Linked DNA regions of Homo sapiens: all the other regions are linked to region 5. A link is a contact called in ENCODE Hi-C data. All regions are on one chromosome and are shown on one strand. Each heading gives the region's core, a stretch centred on a gene start or an enhancer-like site at or near the end of the contact. The rest is flanking DNA. Distances are from core to core; before and after follow the strand shown. Region 1 holds the start of MCMBP (minichromosome maintenance complex binding protein). Region 2 holds the start of INPP5F (inositol polyphosphate-5-phosphatase F). Region 3 holds the start of CASC2 (cancer susceptibility 2). Region 4 holds the start of CACUL1 (CDK2 associated cullin domain 1). Region 5 holds the start of IKZF5 (IKAROS family zinc finger 5). Region 6 holds the start of TIAL1 (TIA1 cytotoxic granule associated RNA binding protein like 1).

The links. Hi-C counts contacts between places; a loop is a spot of excess contacts on that map. Pooled maps may share reads with other maps.
Region 1: a map of CD8-positive, alpha-beta T cell shows a loop between it and region 5 (9-fold over the local background). The contact joins the promoter of MCMBP here to the promoter of IKZF5 in region 5. A Hi-C loop is called at or near these places in 2 of 168 maps with a recorded cell type or tissue (CD4-positive, alpha-beta memory T cell and CD8-positive, alpha-beta T cell) and 10 of 50 pooled maps.
Region 2: a loop to region 5 is called in a map of CD8-positive, alpha-beta T cell, with 30 times the contacts of the local background. The contact joins the promoter of INPP5F here to the promoter of IKZF5 in region 5. A Hi-C loop is called at or near these places in 3 of 168 maps with a recorded cell type or tissue (CD8-positive, alpha-beta T cell and naive thymus-derived CD4-positive, alpha-beta T cell) and 7 of 50 pooled maps.
Region 3: a map of CD8-positive, alpha-beta T cell shows a loop between it and region 5 (31-fold over the local background). The contact joins the promoter of CASC2 here to the promoter of IKZF5 in region 5. A Hi-C loop is called at or near these places in 2 of 168 maps with a recorded cell type or tissue (CD8-positive, alpha-beta T cell and naive thymus-derived CD4-positive, alpha-beta T cell) and 10 of 50 pooled maps.
Region 4: a loop to region 5 is called in a map of CD8-positive, alpha-beta T cell, with 7 times the contacts of the local background. The contact joins the promoter of CACUL1 here to the promoter of IKZF5 in region 5. A Hi-C loop is called at or near these places in 3 of 168 maps with a recorded cell type or tissue (CD8-positive, alpha-beta T cell and naive thymus-derived CD4-positive, alpha-beta T cell) and 12 of 50 pooled maps.
Region 6: a loop to region 5 is called in a map of sciatic nerve, with 20 times the contacts of the local background. The contact joins the promoter of TIAL1 here to the promoter of IKZF5 in region 5. A Hi-C loop is called at or near these places in 2 of 168 maps with a recorded cell type or tissue (naive thymus-derived CD4-positive, alpha-beta T cell and sciatic nerve) and 11 of 50 pooled maps.

The regions. Positions count from the first base shown.
Region 1 is chr10:119,869,152-119,874,097 of GRCh38, forward strand. MCMBP (minichromosome maintenance complex binding protein) reads right to left here and starts at 3,692. Exons shown (of 16, transcript NM_001256378.2): 1 at 3,376-3,692. The coding sequence starts at 3,433. RefSeq lists a silencer at 3,147-3,796 and enhancers at 4,027-4,186, 4,052-4,221.
Region 2 is chr10:119,724,646-119,729,525 of GRCh38, forward strand. It overlaps INPP5F (inositol polyphosphate-5-phosphatase F), which reads left to right and starts at 1,405. Exons shown (of 20, transcript NM_014937.4): 1 at 1,405-1,714. The coding sequence starts at 1,618. RefSeq lists an enhancer at 404-453 and a silencer at 1,064-1,833.
Region 3 is chr10:118,044,459-118,048,860 of GRCh38, forward strand. CASC2 (cancer susceptibility 2) reads left to right here and starts at 2,363. Exons shown (of 4, transcript NR_026940.1): 1 at 2,363-2,645. RAB11FIP2 (RAB11 family interacting protein 2) reads right to left here and starts at 2,483. Exons shown (of 5, transcript NM_014904.3): 1 at 1,353-2,483. The coding sequence starts at 1,705. RefSeq lists a silencer at 1,921-2,410.
Region 4 is chr10:118,752,539-118,756,793 of GRCh38, forward strand. It overlaps CACUL1 (CDK2 associated cullin domain 1), which reads right to left and starts at 2,432. Exons shown (of 9, transcript NM_153810.5): 1 at 1,858-2,432. The coding sequence starts at 2,224. RefSeq lists enhancers at 2,361-2,500, 2,499-2,793.
Region 5 is chr10:123,006,240-123,010,990 of GRCh38, forward strand. It overlaps IKZF5 (IKAROS family zinc finger 5), which reads right to left and starts at 2,556. Exons shown (of 5, transcript NM_001372123.1): 1 at 2,455-2,556; 2 at 787-937. It overlaps ACADSB (acyl-CoA dehydrogenase short/branched chain), which reads left to right and starts at 2,767. Exons shown (of 11, transcript NM_001609.4): 1 at 2,767-2,832. The coding sequence starts at 2,791. RefSeq lists enhancers at 1,833-2,062, 2,343-2,672.
Region 6 is chr10:119,595,328-119,600,256 of GRCh38, forward strand. It overlaps TIAL1 (TIA1 cytotoxic granule associated RNA binding protein like 1), which reads right to left and starts at 1,637. Exons shown (of 12, transcript NM_003252.4): 1 at 1,107-1,637. The coding sequence starts at 1,138. It overlaps LOC105378512 (a long non-coding RNA gene), which reads left to right and starts at 237. Exons shown (of 2, transcript XR_946358.3): 1 at 237-665; 2 at 1,287-4,479. RefSeq lists silencers at 650-749, 1,160-1,269 and enhancers at 868-1,866, 1,280-1,869, 1,867-2,864, 2,760-2,849.

The DNA of each region.
Region 1 (4,946 bases), core at 2,442-4,941, 3.1 Mb before region 5:
GATGAGGGTCTGGGTCGGGCGCGGTGGCTCACGCCTATAATCCCAGCACTTTGAGAGGCCGAGGCAGGCAGATCACCTGTTCGAGACCAGCCTTGCTAACATGGTGAAATCCTGTCTCTACTAAAAATACAAAAATTAGCGGCTCGGTGTGGTGGCTCACGCCTACAATCCCAGCACTTTGGGAGGCCAAGGTGGGCGGATCACTAGGTCAGGAGTTCAAGACCAGCCTGGCCAACATGGTGAAACCCTGTCTTTACTAAAAATACAAAAATTAGCTGGGCATGGTGGCATGCACCTGTAATCCCAGCTACTCAGGGGGCTGAGGCAGGAGAATCACTTGAACCCAAGAGGCAGAGGCTGCAGTGAGCCAAGATTGTAACACTGCGCCCTAGCCTGAGTGACAGAGCAAGACTCAGTCTCAAAAAAAAAAAAATTAGCTGGGCATGGTGGCAGGCACTTGTAATCCCAGCTACTCCAGAGGCTGAGGCAGAATTGCTTGAACCTGGGAGGAGGAGGTTGCAGTGAGCCGAGATCACACTGTTGCACTCCAGCCTGGGTGACAAGAACGAAACTCCATCTCAAAAACAAAAAAAGCAAAAACAAAAACAAAACCCCTAGAACGGATAAGATACAGTGACCAAATTCAGATCCTGAAAGAGAGTCAGTGAGTAGCTGGTTATCCAAAAAAACTAGCATCACATACTAAAAAGCGGTGTCCTCTAGATCAGTGCTGTACAGAGAACTTCCTGATGTTAGGAATATGCTAGATCTGTGCTAATATAATAGCCCCTATCCACATGTAGCTACTGAGCACTTGAAATGTGCTAACACCGAGGAGGTGAATTTTTAATTTTGTGTAATTTTAATTAATTTACATTTAAATAGCCACACATGGCTACTGCCCTGGACAGCACACTCTAGATTATTGTGACACCTAACTTAAAATATATGACAGGGTTAATAAGTTTATACAATACTATATGACAAGGACAGTAAGAAAGGGAAAAATTCAGGCTGCTGGATGCAGTGGCTCACGCCTGTAATCCCAGCACTTTGAGAGGCCGAGGCGGGCGGATCACGAGGTCAAGAGATCTAGACCATCCTGGCCAACACTGTGAAACCCCGTCTCTACTAAAAATACAAAAATTAGCCGGGCGTGGTGGCGCGGGCCTATAGTCTCAGCTACTCCGGAGGCTGGGGCAGGAGAATCGCTTCAACCCAGGAGGCGGAGGTTGCAGTGAGCCGAGATTGCGCTACTGCACTCCAGCCTGGGTGACAGTGCGAGACTGTCTCAAAAAAAAAAAATGCATATTTCAAAATAAAATACACAACAAAACTTAACTTTTCAGTTTAAAAAAACTGTCTAAATATATGCAGAGAAAATAAACTACACAACCACGAACCAGTGGTTATCTTGAAGGTGAAGGATCTTCAAAGATCTTTCCTTTTCTGCTATATGTTGCTGAACTGCTTTTTTCTTTCTGTACAATGCATATGCATTACCTATCTGGGGGGAAAACAATTTCCTACTAAACCAAAAAGTGCCTATAAGTTATCACACAAACATACTTGTAATGCTGTTATAATAAAGATATGCAATACAATCACAGTGATACGAAAATATAGCAACAGCTTCTACGAACACATTATGACTTTTCTATAAGACACAACGTACACGGGAACAAGACATTCTGGGGAGAAACACATCAAGAAACTTCTCAGGTTCCCACAACAATCCACATAATTTATAAAATACTCTGAAGCTATTATTTTATATCTAAGTTACATCCTTCCTGTACTATGATGAGATGTGTCCCTTAGGATCATACATTTAGAAGACAAAATTTGACACAAATACATTCAAATCTCTATCAAATATGAAATCATCTCATTTATCCAGCAAAATCAGAGTATGGGGTATTTCTAATAAATAAACTTTCTAATATTAGTAACTGAAATTTAACCCTTTAAGCACCAAACCTTTTTACTTTGGAGGGATTTTTCCTAAAAAGTATCTATGCATCTGCACCCTCTTAAACCAATGCTACAATTGAATCTTCACTTGACATTTTGGGGCCATTGTGTTGACCATCGATTATCATTTCTAGAATTCTTATGAACATAAATTACTAGGATTTAGTGGAGAAATATATGCCCCTTCCTCAAAGCACCCTTGACTGCTATATAGTGAATTTTTTTTTTTTTCAAGTATGAAGGTAGTTTTAAATTTCTTCATCAGGCTGTCAGTGTTCACTGGCTAAGTTCGGACGTCTATCCAGGCTTTTTTCTAATATAATGCCATTAGTTACAGCCTGGGAAGCCAGGTAACTAAACTAATTAGAATTACAGGTAAATTAATAAGGACTTCCTGAGTAAGCACTAGAGGCCCTCCTATAAGAAATACCATACATTGTTTGCCGTCGATTTTGGCTGCTGAGGATGATTTAGCTTCCCACTGCCTTTTCTCTCTAGTACCCCAAGATGTTTTTTTCAATGAGCTAAGGCCGCTCTACAACTCTAAGTTAACTCCAGACAAGTCAGGTGTTGCCATCTACAGTGATTTCTAGCTGGATCTGACTCCGCCACTCATTACGTGTAAAAAGACACTGGGGAATGGAACGGTTGTCAAAATGCCCAGTTAACGACAACAAATATAAACTTTTCTTCGTATACCCTTCGCAGTAAAGTAGCAACAGCAATCGCAACCAAAATTTACTAAGCTCGCCTGCAGGATTCTCAGCCCTGTGTACAAACTCAAGTAGCTCAATATTTCTTGCTGGCTCTGGCACAGGAGCAGATCCAGACTAGATGGGTTCTAAAGTCATCCCAACAGGAAAACTAAGCTATGAACATTAAATCTTATCTCTGAAAGAGAGAATGAGGGTAGCACAGGAGTTAGAACCAACTTCTGTGCAAGCGAGCACTCCCCGACGCACCGGAAGTTTTGAAATATCCTGTGGGCTTCCCACAGGCAAAGTGGTTTTCCCTCCCCGCGGCTCTGCGGGCCCTCCCCAGGGTTCGAGGACCTCCGAGTTTGCTGCGCCCGGGGCCGGGGCCCTGGCCCTGCCACAGGCTGGGAGCGAGGCCGTCAATCACAGCCCGCGAATCACAGCCCGCGCCCCACGACTTCACCTTGGCGGCTCCCAAGCTGCGACTCGGGCAGGTGGGAGGTACCTGCGGCCCGGCTCCTGCCCCTGCCTGCTGCGACCGGGGGAGAGGCTGTCCCAGCTGGGGCCGGTGCAGGCCCCGGGGCCCCGTCTCGGGCCACGCGAGCCCTCGAGATGGTACCGCGTGGGGGCCGCGCGGCGGGGCCCTGCCCCGGGGCCCGGCAAACTCGGCTGCCCGCCCGGCCCGCCCCCCGGCGCCGCCACTCACCGAAGAATCCCTGCACGATTCCCAGCGGGTGGCTGAGCCAATCCTCCCCACACGGCATCTCGCCAGGGGCCGGGGCCGGCGAAGACCGGGCGGAGGCGATCCGCGGGCCGAGCGCGGCCGGGCGGCCGGCGCCCAGCTCCTCTTCAGCGGCTCGGCCGCTCCTCGCCCGCGTTCGCTCGCGCCCTCCCACGCACAGCGAGCCGCGGGGCGCGGGCCTCCCGCGCCTCAGGGAGCGGCGGCTGCGGTGGGGCCGCCGAGGAGCTGCTGGCGACAGTCAGGCGGGCGCGTACGGGCCCCTAGCCTTCACTTCGCACAATGGCGGGAAATAGCCGCCGCCGACCGCGCTGCCTGCGACCTGGGTGGAGCTCGCGTGGGGAGGGGCGGCGGGAGCGCGCGGCGCAGCGCGGCTCTGCGCGGCGAGGAGGAGGGGCGGCGGCGGCGCCGCCATCTTGGAGACGGGCAAAAGGAAGGGCACGCAGCGCCGCTGGAGGCTGCGCAGCGCGGGGCCCGGCGACGCGCTCCAAGGGCGGCGCGTTGTCGTTTGTACCCCTGGGCCGGCGTGTAGCGGGAACTCCCATAGTGGGCTTATAAGAGGGCAAAGCGAGTCTGCACAACAGCTGAAAAGCATTAAGCTCAGAGACCTCAGAGTCATCTCTGGGCAAAATTAGTGGGCGAAACCGCCTTGGGAATCCGCCCACCTCCTCTTCGTGCCTTTTTTTTCTTTTTTTGCTGATGGCAGCACTTTTATTTGGGTCCCCGGCCCGAAACCCTGAGTGGTGACTTTTCCCTCAGCTGCACAAGGTCTCCCTGAGGAAGGTGCACATTTAGAGAAGGGGAACCTCGGAGGACCCCACGCTCCTTCTGCAGTCGCGTCAGGCCCTGTGGCTCAGGGACGGTTCCTTACCGAGGGGCGGGCGCTCTAAACGCTCCGGGCCCGGCCTGCGCCCTGGTTGCGAACACCGGGTCGGCGTCTGTCTGGAAGCTGGCAGCCGCCGTCGGGGAGCGGTGCGAGGCTCCTGCACTGCGCGCCGCTAGGATACCCTGGAGAAGGAAGCTACGAAGACCGACTACAGCAGCCTTTTGCTGAGGCAATTTGGAAAATACCCAAGTTCAAGAGTGAAACTGTGGGAGTCGCTCTGAACCTCTTCTGGTTCAGGAGGCTGTCCGATAAAAAAGAAAAAAAGAATGAAACTGTGTCTCCCCTGGGCCTGAAATGTACCTAAGAAAACCCCAGGCCCATCAGATATATCTACTCAATGAAAAAAGGGCATGGTGACGGAAGGGGAATGACCTGAATGGAATCTACAAAGTGAGGAGCTGAAGGAAAAAAACGGAACCCGTGTCTCAAACCCTCCTTGGGGCTGTAGGAAGGGGGGAAAATCTTTCTACCTTTCTAGGTTCTCCACTGCGGCCCTTATCACAAAGCTCGGATTGGCAAAAGAAAAATTTAGTAACATGTACATCTTATATGGGCAAAACTCAAGGAAGAGTAACTCAAACAGGTGGCTTAGAATGGGGGAATTACGTAGCATTTACAATAAAGAACAATAACTGGGGAGAAATGGCGAAAG
Region 2 (4,880 bases), core at 155-2,654, 3.3 Mb before region 5:
AGAGGCATGGTACTTAGAAAAGATTCCAGGACGCTTTGTTATCATTGGACTTTCTGTGCTATGGAAATTCAACACTGTGGGCTGGAATAACTAGTCATGTGGAACTCCTTCCTGCTTTTGTACCCTCTCACTTTTACTTGAGCAGAAGGTTAAAAGTATTGCTTTCTGAGAAGTCCCATTCGGTCACTCCTCTCTCTCGCAAGAGAGACAGCTGTTCTCCCTTTTCTTTTGCCTATAAACTTCCGCTCCTAAACTAAAAAAAAAAAAAAAAAAAGTATTGCCTTATTTTTCTCATCTCCTACTTCTTGTCTTTTTCTCTTGTTTCCGATTCAGGCATTAGAGAAGGCAAGGAGTTAGGAGTAGGAAGACTCAATGATTTATAGAACTGGGGGTGTCATAAAAGGTCATTAGTTCAACCACCATCTGAGACCAAGAGACTTCCCCAAGATCACACAGCTAGATAGTCCTCGAACTGGCCCCGGAAGTGGGGGCCTCATTCTCCAGACCCATTCTGTTCAGGATATCAACTGGTTTTTCAAGACAGACTGAGCTCAAGGATGTTTGGGGGAGACTCCTCCTTCCCCGAGAGGGTCTCCATTCATCTTATCCTCGCCAAACGATATTCCTTCCGCTTGCTTCATTAACTGGCTCCATTTGTGAAGTCTTCTCCAAACCGCCCTGCTTAATTCGGGACACAGCAGCACCTGTACATTCCTCCCTTCCTCCTCGCTCTTTAGCCGCGTGCTGCTAATGCTTGTGTGTTTTCTATTGTTACATGCTTTCCCTCGTTGATGTGCATTTATTGAATGCCTCCTGTTGTCAAACTTCTAATAGGGAATACGAAAACAGAAGACGCCTCCGCTTGGCTGTGGGCCTGGCTGGGGATGAACCCCTGTAGCCAGGCCCCGGGGTCTCGCCTGGTTTCGGTACGGGCAGGCAGCGCAGGCCCGCGGGGAACGTACCCCGCACCGCTCCGGGAGAGCGGGTGTGGGGTTGGATTCAGGTCTCGGCCTGGCGAAGCGTGAGCGCCTCCCTGCACGGAGGGGAGGCCCCAGCGGTGGGCGCCTGTCCCCAAGGCCGCGCGGAGGGAGGCGGTCAGTCCAGACCGACTCGGCCGAGCTCCCGAGCTGCCACCGGTGACCACGACAGGAAGGCTGGCGCGCCGGGGGAGGGGCCTGGGCAAGAGCGGGAGGGGCGGGCGGAAGGACGAGAGGGAGGAGGAAAGACCCGCGGGGAGGAGCTGGGAGGAGACACCCGGGAGAAGGCGGAGGAAAGGGCAGGAAGCGGGAGGGAGCTGAAAGGAGGAGGAGGCTGAGGGGCGGAGCCGGGCGCTCGGGGAGAGTAGCCAGCAGAGGGGGTGGAGCCGGGCCTGGGGCGGAGCCAGGGAAGGGGAGGAGCGGGGGGGAGAGGCCTCTACGGCCGCCGCTGCCGCCGCCGCTGCCGGGGCGCGTTCTCCTCCTACCGGTCGGGTGCCCCGGGGCGTTCCCTCTGCCGCTGCTTCTCGGCGCGGTTCCTACCCGGCCGCTCCCCGAGGCGCGGGCTCTGGCGGCCTCGACCGACTAGGACGCCCCGTGCGCCGCCCGCGGGCCGCCGCCTCCCTGGGCGCGCGGGGCCAGCATGGAGCTCTTCCAAGCCAAGGACCACTACATCCTGCAGCAGGGCGAGCGCGCGCTGTGGTGCAGCCGCCGCGACGGCGGCCTCCAGCTCCGACCCGGTGAGGCTGGCGGTGCGGGCGGGGGGCACCCCGGGCCAGGGCGGGGAGAGGAGGGGGCGCGGCCGGACCCCTCAGCCGGGCGGGAGGAGCCGCCTGCGGGCCTGGTGAGGCGGGGCGGGGCGGGCTGCGAGCGCGCGAGCTGTCATTATTCCCTGACTGGAAGGAGCCTGGCCTTTCTCCGAGACAGCGCCGAGCCCCTACCCCAGTGCGGAGCAGAAGGGGCTGGCGACCCTCGTCCTTCCCACCGCGTCACGCGGCCGCCCTTGGGGCTTGGGGCCCAGGCCGAGGGGAGGGGGTCCCCTCCGGCAGAAAGTTCCAGCAAGGTGCACCTGGCCGTAAAGGCCTCTTCCTCCTTGGAGTAGTTCTTACATGGCCTTCGCCAGAAGTTCTGGGTTCGAATTCCGATCTGGAGCGGTTGCGCCAGTTCCGTCTAGGGCTCTGCTGGACACTCACTCCCTGTTGCCATCCCGTGTGTTCTTGGTCCCTTATTATTAAAGGTGTGACTTTACTGTGGTTACCTCATAGGCACTCGGTTTAAAGCCTTTGTCTTTGACTTTAATACCACAGCACAATTAAATTGTATTGTAATGTATAATTTTGAGATTTTTGTGTGACTTGATGTTGTGCGACACAAAATGTATTGTGGGTCCATGTTTGGGTGTCATGTAAGCTGTTCGGAGAGGCTTAAGTCTGCAATTAGCTTGCTTTAGGAAAATGTGTGTGCAGTCGTGGTTTAAACAGAGCAGTCCCTGCCCTCAGAGCGCTGACAGTCCAGTTTCTTGTAAGATGGGGCTGGGTGGCACCTGCCCCTTTTGGCTTGCTAATCCTTTCCTCATATCACTCAGAGATTCTTCCACTTTAGGGAAAGCGAGAGGATAGAGTTCTTTAAGGAAGGAGCCAGAGCTTTTCAGACTTACTTGTAATTCTTATGTGCAGTCTAGACAGAAGGATTACATGATATGAATTGAAAAGGATAAAAGGTTCAGATGAGCTTTTCAGATCACAGCGTGGTATCACTTATAGGATGGTTTTTAAGGACAGGCCCTTTAACATATTATTTCCAATCCCCACAGCAACCTTACAGGACACGTGTGGGATCCTCTTTTTCAGGTGAGGAGAAAGGAGTGAGAGGTTATTAGTAACTCGTTCGGGGTCACAGCCTAGAGTTGAGACACTGACACAGGGCAGTTCTGTGACCTCCAGAACACTTTTGGGCAGGCCCCACTGCTTTCTTAGGAAGGCCTACTAGTTGCTTTGCCAGAGCAGTGAAGGATAACTTATTTTTTTCCTCAGGCTCTGTCTATATTTTCTTGCTATTACGTTGTATTTCCTCTTTTCAGAATGGAGGATAAACTCCTTGGCCCAGATAAAGTTCTTGATGATCTCGGGATAGAGTTATTATGGATAGGCTAATTTTGGCCAGTCTTCTGTCATTCTCTTCTCTGATTTGACCATTTGTCTGGCTTTCTCCCCTTCCCTCCTTTCACTCCCCCAAATTTGGGTAAGGCTTCAGTACAGCTTGAAGTAAAGCAGATTTCAAAATTCCTAGGTTGTCAAAAGAGTCAACTCCTTGGATTCTAAAAGCTTAGACTATTAGAACTGGATGGGACTTAAGATCGTCTCCAACTCATCTGACAACAAACTTTTCTACACCCCAGTTTCTTGAACTATAAAGGCTAACCTGCGCCTAGATTCTTGGATGAAGCCATGCAGTTTGGATTACTGTTTGTTCAAAGTCCATGTCAGAAGGCAAATTTAAAACTTTTTTGGGGGAGGAAAGTAGCTATAGCCTTTGCACTTGAGATTGGCATACTTTTTAGAATATAGCGGGCCACAGACCAAGTAGACCAAATGTCTGGAGGAAGGAAGAGGCCATGTTTCAGAAGTAACAGCCAGTTTTGATCTTAAGGTGTTCAGGATAGCCAGGGAATAAAGAATCCCATGCACTTGATTTTCCTATAGTTTATCCTGTCCAGGACTGAAGATCCTTTCTAACTAATGGCTATTTAAGAATGGCATTTTAATTGAATAAGTGCTTTTCAGATCTTTTTCTGTATATGGAATCATTTAAAATTCTCTTTATTTTATTGGACTTTTCCCCTGTGCTTTTATGGCAAGTTTTGCTGCTGTTTGTAGTGACAGCATTTAAAATCTTTCATTGTTTCCTACTGGTTATTTAGCTGAATAGATTACTAAGTCCTTTTCTTTTTTGAAAGGGCAGTATTATAAGCTCAAAAAAGCTTGTGGGCATCGTGGTTTTTACATTCGTGACTATTGAACAACCTGAAACAAGAGTTTTCCTTTTTCTAGAGACATCAGAAGGATAAGTAATGATGATATTTAAGATTAAAATACTCATTTATTTAGCCTGGAATGTTTGTTACTGTCAACCCCTTTTCCTACCTAGTCCATTCCATAAGACCCAGCTCAGATGCTACCCCTCATCCTTGGGGCAGAATTATTGGCCACCTTTATTGTGTTTCCAGGCATTTTCTACACTTAGTGGACACTTCAATTCTAACCCTTATGCATCATCATAATAAAAGTTTGCCTACTTCTTCCCCGGTGGGAAGTCCCAGTGTGTTCCCCAAGGCAAGGGCTGTATTTACTCCTCATCTTGGTGTCTCTAGGCTTTAGAGTACTTAGGACAGAGAAGGCGTTTTTGTTTGAGTTGAGCTGAATTAAAGTTAAGTCTAAGTTCTCTCTCAGTAATATCATTGCCTTAAAAATAAGATGTTGTATTATGTTTGTTGCTCTTTTTAGGCCTGTTTTTTTGGGGGAGGGGGAAAGGGCGGGGCGGGCAGTGGACAGAGTCTTGCTCTGTTGCCCAGGCTGGAGTGCGGTGGCGTGTTCTCGGCTCACTGCAACCTCTGCCTCCTAGGTTCAAGCGATTCTCCTGTTTCAGACTTCTGAGTAGCTGGGACTACAGGTGTGTGCCACCTCACCCAGCTAATTTTTGTATTTTTTGTTAGAGATAGGGTTTCGCCATGTCGGCCAGGCTGGTCTCAAACCCCTGACCTCAGGTGATCTGCCCACCTCGGCCCCCCAAAGTACTGGGATTATAGGCTTGACCCACTGCGCCTGGCCTCTTTTTAGGGCTGTTTTGAATATATTTTAATTGGAGTGGAAAATCTCTGTCCATTTGGATGAGGAAATATGAGGAAAG
Region 3 (4,402 bases), core at 1,113-3,612, 5.0 Mb before region 5:
AAACTGAATGCCACTCTTTAGGTATCAAATAATTTTATTATTCAAATCACTGATATATATTAAACTTTACATTTAACTTTTTCTCTCCTTCTAAAATATTTTCATCTCAATTAAATGGTACCATTTTTCCTCCTGCATTCCTAGTATTTCTGATCTCTCTACACTTTTACTCCACATATATTAAATCTTAGGTTAAGACCTGATTTAAAATGAAACAAAAAAACTCCAATCAAGAGAAGCCTGAGAGTAGAAATGTACAGAAAAGAACAAGAGAGAGTCGTTTTAAAATGTAAAGAATTAACATAAACTTCAAGAAAAATATCATTGTAAGAAAGTTTTTTAAAGAGTAAATAAATTCAATTATAACTGAACAAAACACCAACACTATTTTGGAAATGGAAAGTCCTCTTAGAAGTTCAACCAGTATTTTTCTCTCACTAATTTCATTAATATAATGTCCTTTTAAGTTTATGGAAGGGGTGAGTATACTTAACTCTAAAAACATATTTTTTTTCAATTTAAGACACAATATCCTAGTGTTAATTTATATTATGATTTTTTAAATTAAAATGTATCTAACTCAAGCTCAAAAGTCATACTGAAAAGACCACTGAAGATGTTATCAAATCATTTCATCACAAAAATTTATCATTCTCTCCATCCTACAGCATTTAATATGGTCTAAACACAATAGCTTTGGAAAATCAATTCTGAATACAATAACTCTGATGTAATTGCAAATTCAAAGGAAAATGTAAGTGCATTCGAAGTTGAGGATGTCTGTACATACTTTTAAAACTTTTTTTTTTTCTAACAGGTATAGACTCCCATCAAGGCACACTGACCCTGAAAAATGGCTGAGCTAAAATAAAAGCTGTGTTTATAACGCTGAAACGAAATACTGAGTTCTAAATCTGGTGATTTATCTTTTGACAGCTACAAAGTGCGACACATCAACATTACATTGCCAGATTTAATTTCTCATCTTCCATTTCATTGATAATTGTAAGGTTTAAAATCCATAACAATTTATATGAAGTTCTAGTTGGTCAATACTGTGATCCAGTCCTCATACTGAAACAATGTTAACTTACTTAAAATCCACCACAAAATATTCAATTATTTGACAGATGTTTAACAGAAAGAATAAGGGATCATTAATGATTCCATTTAAAAAATATTTCATCACGAGTGCTACTTTTACTTCAGATTCATGCAAATATGGTGCTTAAAACTGGATCATATTTCAATCCAAAAACCAACGCCCGAAGTATACGGATAATTTCCAAGAACAGAAAAACCATAAATAAGATATAAACTCCCCCAAATTCAAAATAAATTACATAACTTACTCTGTTTTCCTTCTTTGTTTGTCCTCAAAGATGTCATTGAGATTGATTGCCACCTGCCCTAAAAATTTATCCAGACCCACCAGGGACCTGTGCATAACTATAAGGAAAAGAATGTATTTCTCTGGACTTCCCTGAATTAGCAATCCAGGTAGCTCGAAAGAGGCCTCCTCCTTCCAAACTGGCTCAAGGGTTTTCTCAGCTACAGAGGTGGAGTACTTTTCCTTGCCCAGCTGAATTATAGTGTATGTGTCATTGGTACCACTTTTGCCTTTTGGCTTCAGATCTTTGGCTTGGAGCACTGTGACCTGCACGTGGGTTGGAAACCACTTTTGGGCTTGCTCGGACAGCATCATCCTGTCCTGTTTCTCTGCCCCCGAGTTCCCTAGCACAGGCAGTGCCCCTCCCGGAGGGAGAGCCTAATTCCTTAATCACTGCATCCTAAGGACACTTAACGGAAACAGGCAGGCTCAGGGCTCCCCGACTTCCCTATGGCTGATGTCAAAACGCCTCGCGGGGGCAGCCCAGGGGCACGGCCGCTCCGGGGGTCCCCTTTCGTCTGGAGAAACACAGAGGCCCACCATCACCTGGCCGCGCCGTGCAGGCCTCTGCGCGGACCCCCGCCCCTGTCTCCACCTTCCCCAGGCCTGCGGGGCACGTGAGGCCTGGCCACACGGACCCGGGCGGAGGGCTGCGGGGGTGAAGGGAGCCCCCGCCCCAATTCTGCACCCCTGGCCTCCCGCCTGCCTCCTTGCGGCCGAGCAGCCTCCGCTGCCTCCGCGCCTCCCGCCCGCCCGGCGTTCGTCCGCAGGCTCGGCCCGGCTCCTCCTCCCGACCCCGGTAATACGAACCGCCGGCGGCTAACGCGGCCTCGCTCCCTCTCGCAAACCTCTCCCTCCTCCTCCTCCCCCTCGCCTCAGCTCCTCCTCTCGGGCGGGAGCGGGTAGCCAGGGGTGGAGTGGGGGAGGGCGGGGAACGCGGCCGCCCCGGCGCCGGCGGGACGTGGGGCGGGCAGCGGGCTGCAGGGCTGCGGGCGCTTGGTTCGGCCTGGCCCGGCCGGCGGCTCCTAACACCGGGCGGGCGGCTGCGGCGGCACTTCCGGGTTGGCCTTCTCCATGTTGGTCTCGGGAACGTGAAGGGGCGGGGCCTCGAGGTCAGGGGTCAGCACCTCCCTGGTTGCCGTGGCGACTGGAGGCGCGCGACGCGGGCGCAATGGCGGGGACCCGGGGCTTGATGCTGCTTGGGCCTGGCCCAGTGGCGGGTCCTAGGGACGTGGGTACCTGCAGAGGCCGGCAGGTGAGCCCTGGGGAGGGCTGGGGACCGCTCGTGAGAGGAGGTCATCAAAGACCCGGAGACGCCCCTAACTAGGGCGTCTTTGAGGGCAGGGGATCTGTGTTCGCTGTGTCCTGGATGCCCAGTGCCTGGCAGGAGCAGGTCCATAAATGGTGTTGGAACGAATCAGGCCTCTTCACTGACCGAAAGGAAACTTTTCTCCAATCTCCTATCCACCCTTCTCTTTTTGAAAAGTCCGTAAATTGACTGAAAATGACATCCCCCACCCAGACGAAGGGCGATAGGGAAGCAAATAGTTTCCACAGGGAGTAGAGATGTAGGGAGGCACTGGGCTGGCATCAGAAGACCTGGTTCCGGCCGCGCCTCTGCCGCTATCAGTGTGTGTGACCTTGGCCGAGTCATTTCACCTCCATGAGCCTCAGTGTTTTCACGAGTAAAAAAGCCAGTTCTACCTCATGTCTAAGACTCCATCACGACTCTATGGGCTCGACGTCAAAAGGACCCCCGTGGGGACTCACACTGTGGTGGACTGTGCAAATCATGTGGAGACCATGCCCCAAACACGGGTTTCGAGTTTCAGGGGATAATACATGTGCCTTTCCTAGCACAATGCGGCACATAAATCTCCTTTTGCCCCTCTATTTCTCAATTGGAAGAGACGCTTATGTACCACCCCATTGCTGTTAATTCTGTTCGTGTCTTACCTTCCCAAGGAAATTCTAAGTTTTGGGACTGCCTTGTCTATCATGCAGTCCCTTCATAGTGGCTAGCATGCAGCAGACAATTTACTGAATTACTTAATGCCTTTTTTCCCTTTACAAGACTAATTTTGAGAGTAAAACAATATGATACATGTAAATGCACGTTTTTTTAACTTAAATGGCCATAAACATGTAAAGTATCGTGTTTATTATTTTCAAGCAAGGTTTAAAACTTCTCATTCAAGGCAGAATTTTTCATCCCTGGGAGACAGTGTATGAAAAGGCCATGTGTGGAAAACAGAACAAAATCATCGTACTGCGAATATAGCATCTGGATCCCAGAGTGCACAGTTGTCAACTTTAAAGAAAAATATTCTTAGGGATTTTTAAACAGTACGTTGGAACAGTCAATGGTGGAATTTCACCAGGATCTCTAAGGAGAAATAATTTGACACCTGAAACTTACAAAAACCAAATAAACATCATGAAATCAAATTTAATTAAGTTTAGAGTTCTTATACATTTTAAAAGTCTTCATGTCTCTATTAAAGGTTGTAATTAAACAATAGAAAATTATAATAGTGGATGTGTATTTCTGAAGAGCTTAAATTGGTAAGCTTTATTAATGATTATAAACTTGTTTACAAATATAATTTCACTCATCTCTGAAATATAGCCATCTCTAGGGTAGAAGTTGGCAGCAGTAGTTCACAGCAACTCAATAACATACTCCAACACAACTCAGAGAATACTCTAAAGGCAAGAGCTGAACAATTGGAATTACTAACCTCTCTTTCTGTAGCACCTAAATTTCTTTTGAGTTTTCCCAACAGCTGGCTAGAGCCAAAATTGTTTAGTTTTACTGGTGAAATCAGAAATTATGACTTAAAATTTTTTAAGCCAGAATAAGAAAATAACATATTTTTGCCCCCGGGGAAAGCAAATAAACAAACAAACCAAATGAGCTAAATAGAATCTGGGATTGCATTATAATAAGGAAATGACTTCCTATAGAATGTTTTCCTTTTTTGATTATATTAAGAGAATAAAAATATGACA
Region 4 (4,255 bases), core at 1,182-3,681, 4.3 Mb before region 5:
ATTTATTCTGCAGTATTTTCATTTCTATGCTAAGTAAAACAGACCTATAATTTTCTCTTCTTACATGTCCTTATCTGTTTTAGAATCAAGATTTCACAAGCCTCATAAAATGAACTTGGTATTTTTTCTATTTTCCAGTGCAACTTGCAAAAAGAATTAAGTGTTAAAGTATGGTGGAACTCATCAGCGTATCTGGATGCAGAGCTTCTAAAAAGGGAGATCTTTACCATTTCAGTTTATTAGTTCAAGATATTTCTTCTGATACCAATTTTCACATTTACTAGTTTTCTAAGAACTATATTTTTCATTTAGGCTTTCAAATTCATCAGCCTAAGTTCATAACGTTCTTTTTTTAATCTGATATTTGTAGTTATTTTCCATTTTTCATTTATTTGCATCTTTTTTTCTTGTCGTTTTTATCAGAGGTCTGTCTGCCTAGCTTACTCATCTTTTCACAAAAATAATCTTTTGGTGTGACAAATCCTTTTGTTCTCAATTTTACTGATTTCTGTTCCTAACTTTATGCTCTTTTTTGAACTCTTCAAAGGAACTTTACTAAGGCAATCTTCCTTCGTGACTCAGGTGAAGTCATTCTGCCACTCTACAGGAGGTCTGGTTCCACAACACAGCCTTCAACACACAAACTATACAATATAAACATGATTATCATGAATAAGGAGAAAAAGCGTATATAATCTTACCAAACGTACATATCAATGTCTTTGACTAAGGCAGTATCTTGGGGCAAATAAAATTACGCGCTGTTCCCACACACAGTGTGTAAGATTCCGACTATCTGCATCAAGGCAAATATTTTCTCTGCACAGCTAACTGGACAAGTACAGCTTCATAAAATTAGTAGCTAGAAATGAACTCTCCAGTTGCTTTACCAGATGCCACTCAAAACTTGCAGTTAATAATAGGAGAGAAAAACCTGGCTGTGATGGTCACAATCATTTTCAACATCCTATCACCACCACCACCGCCACGCACACATACACACAAACCAAAGTAAAAGCACATTCTTTTCCTAGCTATGGAAGCATACATATATCCTGGTCAGAGGCAGTTTCGGATTACAAAACAGATTTTGGTCTTAAATCTTAATGCGTGCAATTGAGCGTTAAGACAGACTACTAACATAAAGTTCAACATGCAACCCAATCTTGGGTTTGGACACAAGACATAACCCATCCTGAAAGGCTTATTCTTATGAGTGTAAGCTCTGAAAAGTGATTTTATGCATTATTAGCTTCAAGACGATGTCGGAGCTGCCACTGCATCGGAAAGCAACTCATTATTTCCCTAGCAGGATGCAAAAGTGTAACACAGTAGAGAAGGAACAAGGTGTAGATATAGGTCAACTTTCAAATTCCTTACTTGTTTAACACAGCCTGGCCAAAAACACAAGAACACAAGTTGCCAGATTTCTTTTCTCTCTCTGGCTGCAGAAGACTGAAGGCCTTTCCCTAACGAGACTCAGGCAGCCTTATTTTCCCCTCACTTTGAGGGTGAAACTTCAAGAGAAGACGGGTGCGAAAAGAGCTTCCCAATGTTGAGAGACTGCCAGTTGTGATAGGGATCGCACTGACCGAACTTGGGGCTCCGTGTGTACCAGGCTGCCTCTCTAGGCCAGGTAATACAAGAAGCCAGGGCCGCTCAGGCGCTGGCCGCAGACACCAAATGAGGGGGAGGGGACGGTGAGGGGGAAGGAGGCAGGGAGGCGAAGGCGGACGGGGAGAAGAGGAAAGACCGAGGCCTGAAACAAAGGAAGCGGAGCTTTCTCCAAGAGGGGGTGGATTCGGCGTCCGAGTGAGGTGGAGAAAAGCCAAGGCTGCAGGGAAAGGCTGGACTCACAGAACTTGGAGGTGGAGGTGTTGATGTTGATGGTGGAGCTGGCGGTGGGGGCGGGGGCCGCCTTGGCCACGGCGGCGGCCGCGTCGCAGCTCTTCAACATCATGATCACCCCATTAGCCTCCGGCGGTGGCTGCGGCCCCATCGGGAGCCCCTCCTTGGGGCCTTTCCTGTCCACGGAGACCGCGGGCACCGCCAGCAGCTGCCCCCCCGGAGGCTCTCGGGCAGGGGCCGGGATCGACGAGGGGGGCGGCGGAGGTGGCAGGGGCTGCCGGAAGCCGTCCACCGCAGCCTCCCAGTTGTTGTGGTTCTGGTCGTCCATCATCGCCTCGTAGCTGCCCCCCTCCTCCTCTTCCATGCTTTCCTCCATCCTGCTGGCCCCCGGCACCCGCCCGCCTCACAGGCACCTGCCGCCTGTCTCAACCCCGGGCCAGCGGGCACCGCTGCCTCCCCGAGTTACATCGCCGGCGGCAGGAATGGGCGCAGCGGAGAGGGCTGCGGTGCGCAGGGTCTCTCGCTCTCCGCGGGGCCGACTAGCTTGAAGACGCGGCTGACGGCGGTGGGCGCTCCGGGGCTCTAGTCTGGGAGAGGCAGCCGTAAAGCAGCGGCGCTCCTCACGACGTTTTACAGCGGCTTCCAACAGGCAGTTGGAAAGGGCAGCTGGGGGCGCGGCCAGGAGGGCACGTGGTGCGAGGGACTGGCCGCGAGAAAGCGGAGCCAAAAGGGGCGGGAGCTGTGAGTCACTCCCACGCAACAGGGCAGAGGTTCGCCCCGCCTCGGCTGGCAGGGAGCTAACAGGGGAGGCGCGACGGGTCGGGACGGGCATTCGCCGGCCCCGCCCCCTGCCCGGCCTCACGTGACAAAGGTGTGTCTTGCGCACGCGCGTTCGCAATCTGGTTACCATGACGACGAGGCCCTCGCCGGTTCCTGAGGACGCGCGCGGAGCAGTCTTGGCAGTAGCTGTGGACTGGCCAGAGTGATTGGAGGTGTTTTCCTCGCGTCCTCCAAGTCTACGGGGCCTTCGCACCTCTGAGTGCCTGAGAGCCCCGGCTTTTGCTTGGGACGGAGGTACGGGACCACAAGAGGCCCCGGGGTCGCAGGTTATAAACGGATGAGACCGCCCTGGGCGGCCCGTGGTCCGACTGCTCTTGGGTCGGTCCCCAGCCGTCGCGACACACACGCACAAAATCGAGAATAAAAACCGAATCACACATAGCAGGATGGCGCAAAAAAGAAATGCGTTTGAGTTACTCATGTGTTTTTAAAATTCCTTTACGTTTGTATGCACTAAGGCCAGCAACCCAACTTTTAAAAATGCCGGCTCAGGCCGGGCGCGGTGGCTTACTCCTGTAATCCCAGCACTTTGGGAGGCTGAGGCGGGCGGATCACGAGGTCAGGAAATCGACACTATTCTGGCTAACACGGGAAACCCCGTTTCTACTAAAAATACAAAAAAGTTAGCCGGGCGTGGTGGCACGTGCCTGTTGTCCCAGCTAGCTGCTCGGGAGGCTGAGGCAGAATTGCTTGAACCCGGGAGGCAGAGGTTGCAGTGAGCCGAAATCGCGCCACTGCACTCCAGCCTGGGCAACAGAGCGAGACTCCATCTCAAAAAAAAAAAAAAAATGCGAGCTGGGCGCAGTGGCTCACGCCTGTAATTCAACCACTTGAGGAGACAGAGATGGGAGGCCCGCTTGTGCCCAGGAATTCGAGACCAGCCAGACCAGCATAACAAGACCACGCCTCTAAAAACAAAATTAGCCTGGCATGGTGGCGTGTGCCTGTGGTCCCAGCTACTCTGGAGGCTTAGGTGGATCACTTGAGCCCTGGAGGTCAAGGCTGCAGTGAGCCGAGATCGCGCAACTGCACTCCAGCCTGGGTGACAGAGTGAGACTGTCTCCAAAAAAAAAAAGAGAATTAAGTGGTATGCTGAAGGGGAAAACATAAAACCTTAGAATTACATGTGTGGCAAAAAGAGAGGCAGAAGGAAGGCAAATTCTGTTTCAAACAACTAATGGTTTATCATCAACAGACTCTAGGTAGATGGCTGGGTGAGTGCGATGGGATAAAGAAGGGTCTTTACATTTAAAAAAAAAGTCCAATATACAGGGAAGATAGAGTCAAAAAAGTGTCTCTAACATACTGTGTCATAAAGCAAGTCTTTACATATCTAAGGATTTATATCATAGCGACTATATGGCCACAAAATATATGAAGCGAAAATGAACAGAAGTATAAGAAGACAAAGAAATCTACCATCAGAGTAGGTGATTTTTCACTCCCTCTCTAATTGCAGTGAGTTGAATACAGCCTCCCACAAGATATGTCCATATCCTAATTCCTAGAACTTGCGAGTATGACCTTATTTGGAAAAACGGCGTTTGCAGATGTAATTAAAGTTCTT
Region 5 (4,751 bases), core at 1,306-3,805:
CTCAAGTAGGTAATTTAGGCTAATTTCCGATCTTCCTTGGTTTCTGATAAAGGATTTATTTTGTATGAAGTCGTCTGATCTTTCTTCTTCAGTCTCATAAATGGGAAGCTGTTGATCAATGCAAGCATATATACAAGCACACACACACAATTACATGTGTGTATATATGTGCACCCCCCCCAGCCTCTTAACCAGTAGCTAATAATTTAAAACACAGGCACTGAAATGCAAATTAGAAGGCATTCACAACTATGAAACAACCAGAGAAGAAGCTCTCTAACCTATCTTCCTTCTTCCTTCTATCTTTTTTATAAACTGTGGGAGAATTTTGAGAACATGATTAGGGAACAGCAGGATATGTTTCGTTCACCTAGCATTCATGAGAAGTCTTACTTCTCATAGGTAACCATAAGGAAGAATACAATATTAGCAACTAATTTACTTACATAATAATTTATGGGTAAGGCAGGCCTATACACATAAAGTGATTACAGTTCAATAGATGTGTTTACCCTCCATAGCCTAATAATTATGGTCACTGAGATTTACTCTGCTATAGAACACATATAAACAGACAACGTTGACAAATAAGGATTGGTTTCTATGGAGTAACATGGGCCTTCCAAAATAATTGGAACACAATTCCTGATTTCAGAACTGTCAAAAACTCTTGAAGGCAAAAAAAGAAATTATGAGGCTCTGAGAAATCAGAAATCAAAACATAAAAATAAAACATAAGTAAAACCATGTTGAAAGAAATCCAGAAGAGAAATTATACAATCTAACCTTTTCACCCCAAATCTGTTCCTCCTTTTTCTTGCCACTCCAACATTGATGAAATGTAGAGTAATTGAAATTTACTTCGGAGATACAGCAAGGGACTCCAAAAGGCCATGGAGAGAGAATTTCAACTAAAATTGAAAAGCCATACAGAGGTCTGCATAAAAAACAAACAGCACACCACAAATCAAAACCTTTAAGATAAAAACTTAATTAGCATCTACAGGTTGAATGAGCTAGTAACTTATGCCAATCTTATCATTACATTAGCTGAAAAGAAAACGAACTGACAGATTAATCAAAGAACAAAGCAGTAGCTTCACTTCAGCAAAAGCTCCATAGGATCACCAAAGAATAACTGGTGTGACTACCGTTTTCTCACTGGTGGATTAGTTTTTGGCAAGATTTTTAATGTCTAAATTTAAGTTAAACTTCAGTTTAAAGAAATTAAGATTAACTTCATTTAGTCACAGCACACTTCCAAAACGGTCAAGCTTAGTACTGCTGAACAGCTGTAGTTGCATAAAAACAACGCATAGTCCTAAGTAGGGAAATGGGAAAGGGCTTTAAATACAAAAACAAAAAAAACATGCACACCCGATAAGGGCACATCTGAATCCCATCCTTCTTATCCTATCATAACACAAAACAGCTACGGTTTTCTGGGAAACATCCTGGACCGCTAGGGGAAAATAACACCAGACATTTCAATTCACTGTAACGAACTCTCATCAATAATAATAACCTTTAGCTGTTGTGACAACACGACATAAATCAAAATTAAATTGAATTTTTAAAATTGTTAGTTCCTACGTTTAAAAAAAAGTTGTTTTAAATACATTCTGTTCTTTCAAAACTGAATTTCCTCAGATCACACAATTTAAGACGCCTTTATGTCTTCTTCCGCTTGTCACACGTCTTTCGGGTTCTGACCAGCACATCAAGGGGACTCTAAGCAGGCCACGTGGTTAGTGTTTGCTAGAACTTGTTTAGCTTCAGATCCAGTCATCGAGCATGCTAGGCTTGGCTACTCGCGCTCCACACAGTTTATCCAAAGATCTAAACCCCGAATGAACCTGAATAGTTATTTGCTACAATGTCTTTCTCAAATCTCACATGTTCCTAAAATAAGGGTGCCCATGCAGTAGAGACGGATCCGGGCAGGATCATTAGATAAAATACGAAGGCTTTAAACGTCCTTCTCCCAACAATCAGCCTGGGACCGGCGTCGGGGCAGCAGCCTCACCAAGATTCGGAGCGACATCCTCGCCAGGATTCGAAACACCTAGGAGACCCGCGCCCGGCTGACTCCCAGCCCCTGGGACCCCGTGAAGACGCAAACCTCGGGACGCCTCCCGCAGAACCACCTGTCAGAGCCAAGCAACAGTCCCCGCCCCGGAGCCTCCGAGCTCCTGCTCGAAGGCAATGACAGCAGGAGACCCCGCTCCCTCGGGGTTCTCGCGGCCATAGGCGCCGCAGTCCACTGCCCTCCGGCTAAAGAGGTCCCGGGCCATCACCTGCCCGCCTACCGACCACGCCCGACCCTCCACTGAACTGAGTCTCCGTCCGGATCAGCCGGCCCGCCACGAACCCAGCTCCAGTCTCCGGCCGCTCCTTCTTATCCGCCCTGTCCTGCCGCGTCGCCGCCGTCCGAGCCGGCAGCCTGCTACTTACCTCCTGACAACTGCATGGAGTAAACCACACCGCCTTGTTAAATGCCGTCGCCGCCGCCGCCGTCTTCGTCACCGTCACAGTCGCCGCCGCCATCTTTGTTGTGTCTCCGACTCCCTTCCCGCCCCCCTGCCTTGCTCAAGTCTCGCGTGAGCAGGATGGAGGGCGAAAGCGAGGAGGGGCCTGTTTGTCTCTCTTGGGGTTCCGTAGGCAGCAGGGGGCAGGGATTAAGGGGGGGTGTGTGCGGGGCGGGTACTGAGTGGGCGGGGCCTTGCTCGGGTAACTCCCAGGGGCTGGCTAGAGACCCAGAGGCGCAGAGCGGAGAGGCCTGCGGCGAGGATGGAGGGCCTGGCAGTGCGGTTGCTGCGCGGCAGCAGGCTGGTGAGTGCGTTCGAGGCTGGCGTCCTGGGGGCCCAGGGCGACCTTGGCCCCTGGAATCGCAGCTGGCAGAGCCTTCTAACGGGCCTCGGGGCGCCGGCCTGAGCCCCGCTCCACGTCCTGGGTCCCCAGACTCTTTACCCGCGGGCAGTCTATGACCCCGACCCCCTTCAGGCCTCTGGTGGAGGCAGCTGGTGGCAAGGGGGTCGGGGCTGTCTAGAAGCTGCTTTGGCGGAGCAAGTACCTTGAGTGGAGTCGGAGGGTCGCGTCCGCAAGATGTCCTTTGCAGGCCGTTGCGTCCTGAGAGCCACCGAGTCTGGATCTCTGGATCTCTGGATGCATTTTGCACAGATGTCACCTCCCTGATGCCCTAACGCACCTTTCCCGAGTGATTACATTTCACACCCCCTCCCCCAAAAAAGATAGTTAAAATATAGGCCCAGTCTCATTCTGAGCAGGTGTCTCCCTGTCCTTCCTTCCGCGGCCCCGCTCAAAGGTAGTAAGGGACTTCGGAGTTGTTCGGGCTTCCCGGCCAGGGACAGAGTTCCCTCTGCCCCTTATCTCATGTCTGGAGCCTGGGTATCTTCCGTGGATAGACTCACCGCCGCCCAGGGGAGCCGGAGCCGGTGCCGGTCCCTCTTCCATGAACTTAAGCTGAAACCAGCCTCTTGTTGTGCTTAATTCTTATCTGTGCACCCACACAAACTGTTAACAGCCCCTGTGTTAACATCCTATGCTCTTCACCCCTTGGACCTATTATATAGCATGCTTTTCAGAACATACACATTTGGATACACTTGTATTTGTCAGTACACTTCACTGGGAATTTTCCCACTGCTTACGTGTGCTTTTAATGTTTCCTTTGCATTTGCTTTAATGAGTTAGGCTTTCCAACTGCTGCTTCAGTCTTATGCCCAGAGGCAGAACTCTGACCCTTTTTCTTATTAGAGATAATTAATGTTATTTGACTGTTTTACAGGCCTGAAGTGCAATAAAAAACAGTAAGTGATTATTGTTTAATACTGTTTATAATTGTTGGTTAATAACTTAGCAAAGAAAATTTCTTTGGTTTTACAATTTGACTCTGTTTTAGAGCCAAAATTTATTGACCGCATACTCTGTGGTAGGCACGTTCTCGTTCTACCTGAGTCATCTCAATTCTCACAACCATCTTAACAAGTAGTTTAATCTTGCAGATGCTGAAAAAGAATAATAGCTTGCCCACAGATAGAAAGGGATAGAGCTGGTGGTATTCGAACTCTGGTCTGATTCTAAACTTAACCTTCATATACTACTGTCTCCCCGTCCTTAGAGATATCAAAAACCTATTTTGTTTGAACTTTTGGTTTATTGTGGCTTATAGTCCTTTATAGTTTTTGAAGCTCTTTTACATAAATTAGCTAAATTGATTGAACATCGACTGTAGCATAGTGGTTAAGAACGTAGGTTCTGTAGCTAGGCTGCTTGGATCTGAACCCAGGCCCTCTCACTTCCTAGTGGTATAACCTTGGACAGGTTATGCTTTGGGTCTCAGTTTCCTGGTCTGTAAATGGAGAGAATAATTGTGCGTATTCCAAAATTGTTGTGAAAATTAAATGAGCTCATATGTTCATGTAAGGCACTTAGAATAGTGCTCGGAATGTAGTCAGCTCTCGGTAAATATCAGCTCTTACTGCCATGCACGAAGCATTGTGTGCTATGCCAGATGTAATAATGAATAAAATACTCTACCTCCAAGAAGTTTATCTTTTAGAGGAAAGGTTAGAACTATGTGCAACTAACCCCATGTCATGTAGGTGTGGAACAAATCCTAAGGGGCTACAGTCTGCGTGCAGATTCAGAAGATAGAAATGACTAGGACCATTGGGGAAGTGATAGGCTCTTTGGAAGCTGGGTTAGAGTTTAGGAGGGGAAAGGAGTGG
Region 6 (4,929 bases), core at 387-2,886, 3.4 Mb before region 5:
ACAAAGCAGCGATCTGACTCCTTGGTACTCAAGGTAGGAGTGCTAGACCTGGAGAGGCCGGGAAATTAGGGTGCCCAATTTAAACATTTAATTAAAAAGTATTCAGACTTAAAAAAAAAAAAAAAGATGCAGAGAAAAGGAGTGCCACACTATTCAGAAAGGAATGCAAATGCTGAGTCATCACTCTTCATTGGAAAGGAAGGAAACCAGAATTAAGTGGTTGGAAGATGGAATTCATTCATTAGATTGAGCTTCAGGTAAAAAGCAACAGCAAGACAGGAGAAAAAGCGTTCAGAAGACACACATCAAATAGCGGATGAAGACATAATTTTAGCCAACTCTGAAGCTTTCGACGCACAAACAGATTAGGAAGAGGCAACACCTAGAGAGCAAAAGGAGTTTAACAACTGGTTGTCAGTTTAGCGTAGGGAGCGCTCAAAGTAAACTTCTTTATCCAAGAAGGGAAAGATGCTCGGGCAGCAAAAGGTATCCCTTATGTACTTCAAAAGTAGCGGGCGCTAGGCGGGTGTTTCTGACAGCGTGGGCGGGGGCACGTGGGGCATAAAGAGAGAAGGGGCTTGAGTGGTGAAAGAGTGTCCTGCTTCCTCCGAGAGCTTAGCTGGGGAGAAGAGCTGGGAGCGACTCGAGCTGAGGACGTGGAAGGGGTGAGTGCTAATTCCTCAGGGCCCGCGGGGCCCACCCCCGGGCCCACCCCCAATCCTACCCCCGCCAGGCCCTTCCCCCGTGGGCGCCGGCAGCTCCAGGCCCAGCCCAGGGCGTCCAACGCGGAGGGGGTGCAGGAGTTCTCCTGGGCCTGACAGCCTCAGCCGTGCAGAAACCCGGCCTAGGGAGGGCATGCAAAGAAGGACGCCAGAGAAAAAGGTCGAGACAAGCCCCAGACCCCAGGAAGTGACTGTTTGGGGGAAGGGAGGATTTCCTTCCCAAGGAAAAGGGGACAGATGAGGAATGCACTTCGCGTCCACGCCGCCCTGGTCAGGGAGCCGCCTAGAGTCCCGGCTTCGGCCCAGTCTCTCCTGCTCCCTCCCTTAGCGTCCCGCGGTGCCCGGGCCTCTTGGCGCCTGGCACCCCTCGTCTCGGGTACTCACAGAGTCCGGGGCTGCCCGTCGTCTTCCATCATGGTGGGTGCGACGGAGCGATCCCGGGACAAGGGGGAGGGCAGGGTTGGGGAGGGGAGGGGGTGGGGAGGAAGGGGAGGGGGGCTCTGGGCACCGGCTGGGGACAGAGGAAAAGGCACCGAACCCTGCTCTCGGGCTCTCTCCCCCCAGCCCGCTCCGGACACTGCGCTCCAACCAGGAGGAGCAGGAGGAGGAGGAGGATGAACAAAATGGCCGCCGCCACCAGCCAGGCAGGAAACAGGGCAGAGCGCAGGCGCGACCCGCCAGGTCACCGCTCAGGCCAGCCGCGACAGCCTGCAAGGGGGACGACCGAGGGGAGAGAAAAAAGGGCCGCCGAGGAAACCCTGGGACCCGCTCACGACGGATCACGTCGTCGCTGTGGGCCTCTGGCCGGCCGAAGCCCAGCCAGCTCCGGGAGAGATCGGGCAAAAAGAGAAACGTCGTGAAGCCGAAGTCTCTGGGAATTGTGGTCCTGGAAATGAGAGAGGGAAGCACTTCTGCAGAGGACTTCTGGAACCTGTGGTTAAGAGGAGCCGCCGGCGCCCACCCGCGCTGGGACGTGAAGAGGAGACTTCTGGGTAGTGTAGTCATACGTGAGGACGTGCGACGACCAGGAAGTCGGCGGGCTGGGAGGTAAAGGGAAGAATAAAAGCGACATTGAAAGGCGGGGAGACCAAGTGGGGAAAAGCGCTGTCTGGGAAAGCGAACTACAAGTCCCAGAGTTCCTCGCGCCGGGGGCTGTCCTCGGACTGCTCCAGGCATTGTAAGGCTCTTCTGTTGGCCCAGTCTGAGCTGCTGCTCCGCCTTCGTCCAGCCCGAGAGCGGTTTCTTCAACTGTGGCTCAGGCAGCACTCTCCCTCCGCGTGGTGTCCGAGCCAGCAGGGCCGTCCGGCCCTCCTGTGTTCATCAGAACGGCTGGCTCGCGTTAGTCAACCGCCGCTTCGCGCGACAGTCAGAAGAGAGGCTGTGCTGGCGGGGACCCGGAGGGGTTGGGGTGTTTTGGGGACTCGATTTCCCACAAATAGGTATTTCTAGCCTATTTGTTAAATACAAGTAGGTGGCCTGCTTGTAAATTGCTTTACAAGTTTCAGAGGTTTCCCTATCAAATGTCTCATCGGATAGTGGGGTAAGAAGAGGAGCCCTATTATAATGACTTGCCCAACTCCCCCCGTATTCTTGGAGTTAAAAGAAAAAAAAATCCTTGGGCAGAGACGTGCACAAACATAAAGTTGCGTTTACAGACATCAGTCATGTGGGCTAGAAACGCAGTTTTGCATGAAGATAGGGGAAGCCATGTTCATACTAGCTCTGCATCCCTGTAGAATTTGTCTTCTCACCCCCCACAACAGTTCCTGGTGTGCTTTTTTCCTCCTCTAAGTACCTTCAGGAGAAAGTACTTGGTCTTGTAGCTTAGTGAAGAGTGGCGATGAAGAAAGATCTTTCAGCCCATTGCCAGAACTTAACTGCCCCGGTTAGTAATGGCTTAAGAGTTGCTTCTGCCGACATGTACTAAGTGCATGTCGACCTCTGCAAGTGGCGGTGCGTATGCGTGCCACTGAACATTAATCTTGAAAGCAGAATCAACCATGCAGCAAGCCCTTATGTTGTCCATTTTCAGGGGAGGAAATTTCAACCTGAAAGACTTCATAGAGACACGGCAAAGGAGTTGAGCCCCATAAGAGTCCGTAGGAACAACAAAAGGCTCAGACGCCAGGACCCATGGCTAAAATGTATGGGCTGGGGATGCGGGCGGGAGCGGGGGGAAGGGAACTAAAGCTAGAGAGGACCTTGTAGAACCGTGTTGTCAAGAATCTATTTCATGCTGAGGAATTTGAGCTTTCTCTTCCAGGCAGTGAGGAGCCACTCAAAGGTTTTGTCTATGTTTTTAATTGGACCTAGGTGTAGAACTGGATTTAATTATAATCCAATTCATTAACCCATGCCTGGCCCGCTGTGATAGTTTCCTGTTGATGCTGTAACAAATTACTGCAAATTTAGATACTTAAAACAACACGAATTTATTTTCTTACAATTCTGGAAGTCAGAAGTCCAAAATCAGTTACACTGGGCTAAAATCAAGGTGTCGGCAGGGCTGGTTCCTTGCCTTTTCCAGCTTCTAGAGGCTGCCTGCATTCCTTGGCTCTTGGCCCCATCCTCCATCTTCAAGAAAAGAAGCATAGTATCTTCTTTCTTCTCTGCCTCTGTACGTACATCGTGATTCTCCTGCCACCCCTTTTCATTTACGAGAACCTTTTGTGATTACTTTGGGCGAAGATTATCTCAAGATTCTTAATCACATCTGCAAAGTCCCTTTTAGCATAACATTCCCAAATTCTGGGAATTAGGACATAGAAATCTTTGGTGGACCATTATTCAGTTTACCGCACCCACCTTTATTACTTTAGTTTTGATTATAGCCACAAACCCACCACACTAAAAAGTTATAATGACACGAGTTTATATCTGTATCTATGCTATACCTCCTACACACAATAACACACACCCCTGCCTTCGCTTGGGGTAACCATCTTTCTGAATCCTGTCTTTACTATTTATTGCTTTCCTTCTACAAGGTTTTATTCCACATGTACATAGTCCTAAAAATCATATGTATATACATGTATATTTGAGTTTTTTTTTAACTTAGTAAAAAGAATATGCCCACTACAAACTAGAATGGTTAAAATGGGCATGTTTACTGGCAGTGAAATTATTAAGGTTAAAATCCAAAACACTAACACCACCAAGTGCTGGTGAGTATGAAAAGCAACAGGAACTATCATTCTTTGCTGGTAGGACTGCAAAATGTTATAGCCCCTTTGGAGGACAGCTTGTCAGTTCCTTACAAAACTAAACATAATGCCTAGGTACTTACCCAAATGAGCTGAAAACATGTTTACATAAAAACCTGCACACAAATGTTTACAGCAGCTTTGTTCATAATCATCCCAAATTGGAAGCAACTAAGATGTCCTTGATATAAGTGAATGGATAAACTGTCGTACAAGGTGGTACATCCATGCAAAGAAATATTGTTCAGTGATTTTTTTAAAAAGAGCTATTGATATGGTTTGGCTCTGTATCCCCACCCAATCTGATCTTGAATTGTACTCCCATAATTCCCACGTGTTGTGGGAGGGACCTGGTGGGAGATAATTTGAATCCTGGGGGCAGTTTCCCCCAGACTGTTCTTGTGGTAGTGAATAAGTCTCACGAGATCTGATGGTTTTATCAGGGGTTTCCGCTTTTGCATCATCCTCATTTTCTCTTGCTGCCACCATGATTCTGAGGCCTTCCCAGCCATGTGGAACTCTAAGTCCAATTAAACCTCTTTTTCTTCCCAGTCTGGGGTATGTCTTTATCAGCAGTGTGAAAACAGACTAATACAGCTCTCAAGCTACAAAAAGACATGGAGGAATGTTAAATGTACAGCACCAAGAGAAGCCCAGTGGAAAAGGCTGTAAACGCTACAACTTTAACTATATGACACTCTGGAAAGGGCAAAACTCAGTGGTTCCCTGGGCATCAGGGAAGGAGAGAGGGATGAATAGGTGGAACACAGGTCATTTTTACTGGTAGTGAAATTATTCAGTATGATACTCTCATAGTGGATACATGACCTTATGCATTTGTCAAAACCCATAGAACTGTGCCACACAAAGTGAGTCCTAATGTAAACTATGGACTTCAGTTAATCATAATGTATCAATAGTTGTTCCTCAGTTGTACATTTGTTGGAATTGATGAACCAATATTGATACATTGTGATTAACTGAAGTTTATATATCAATTA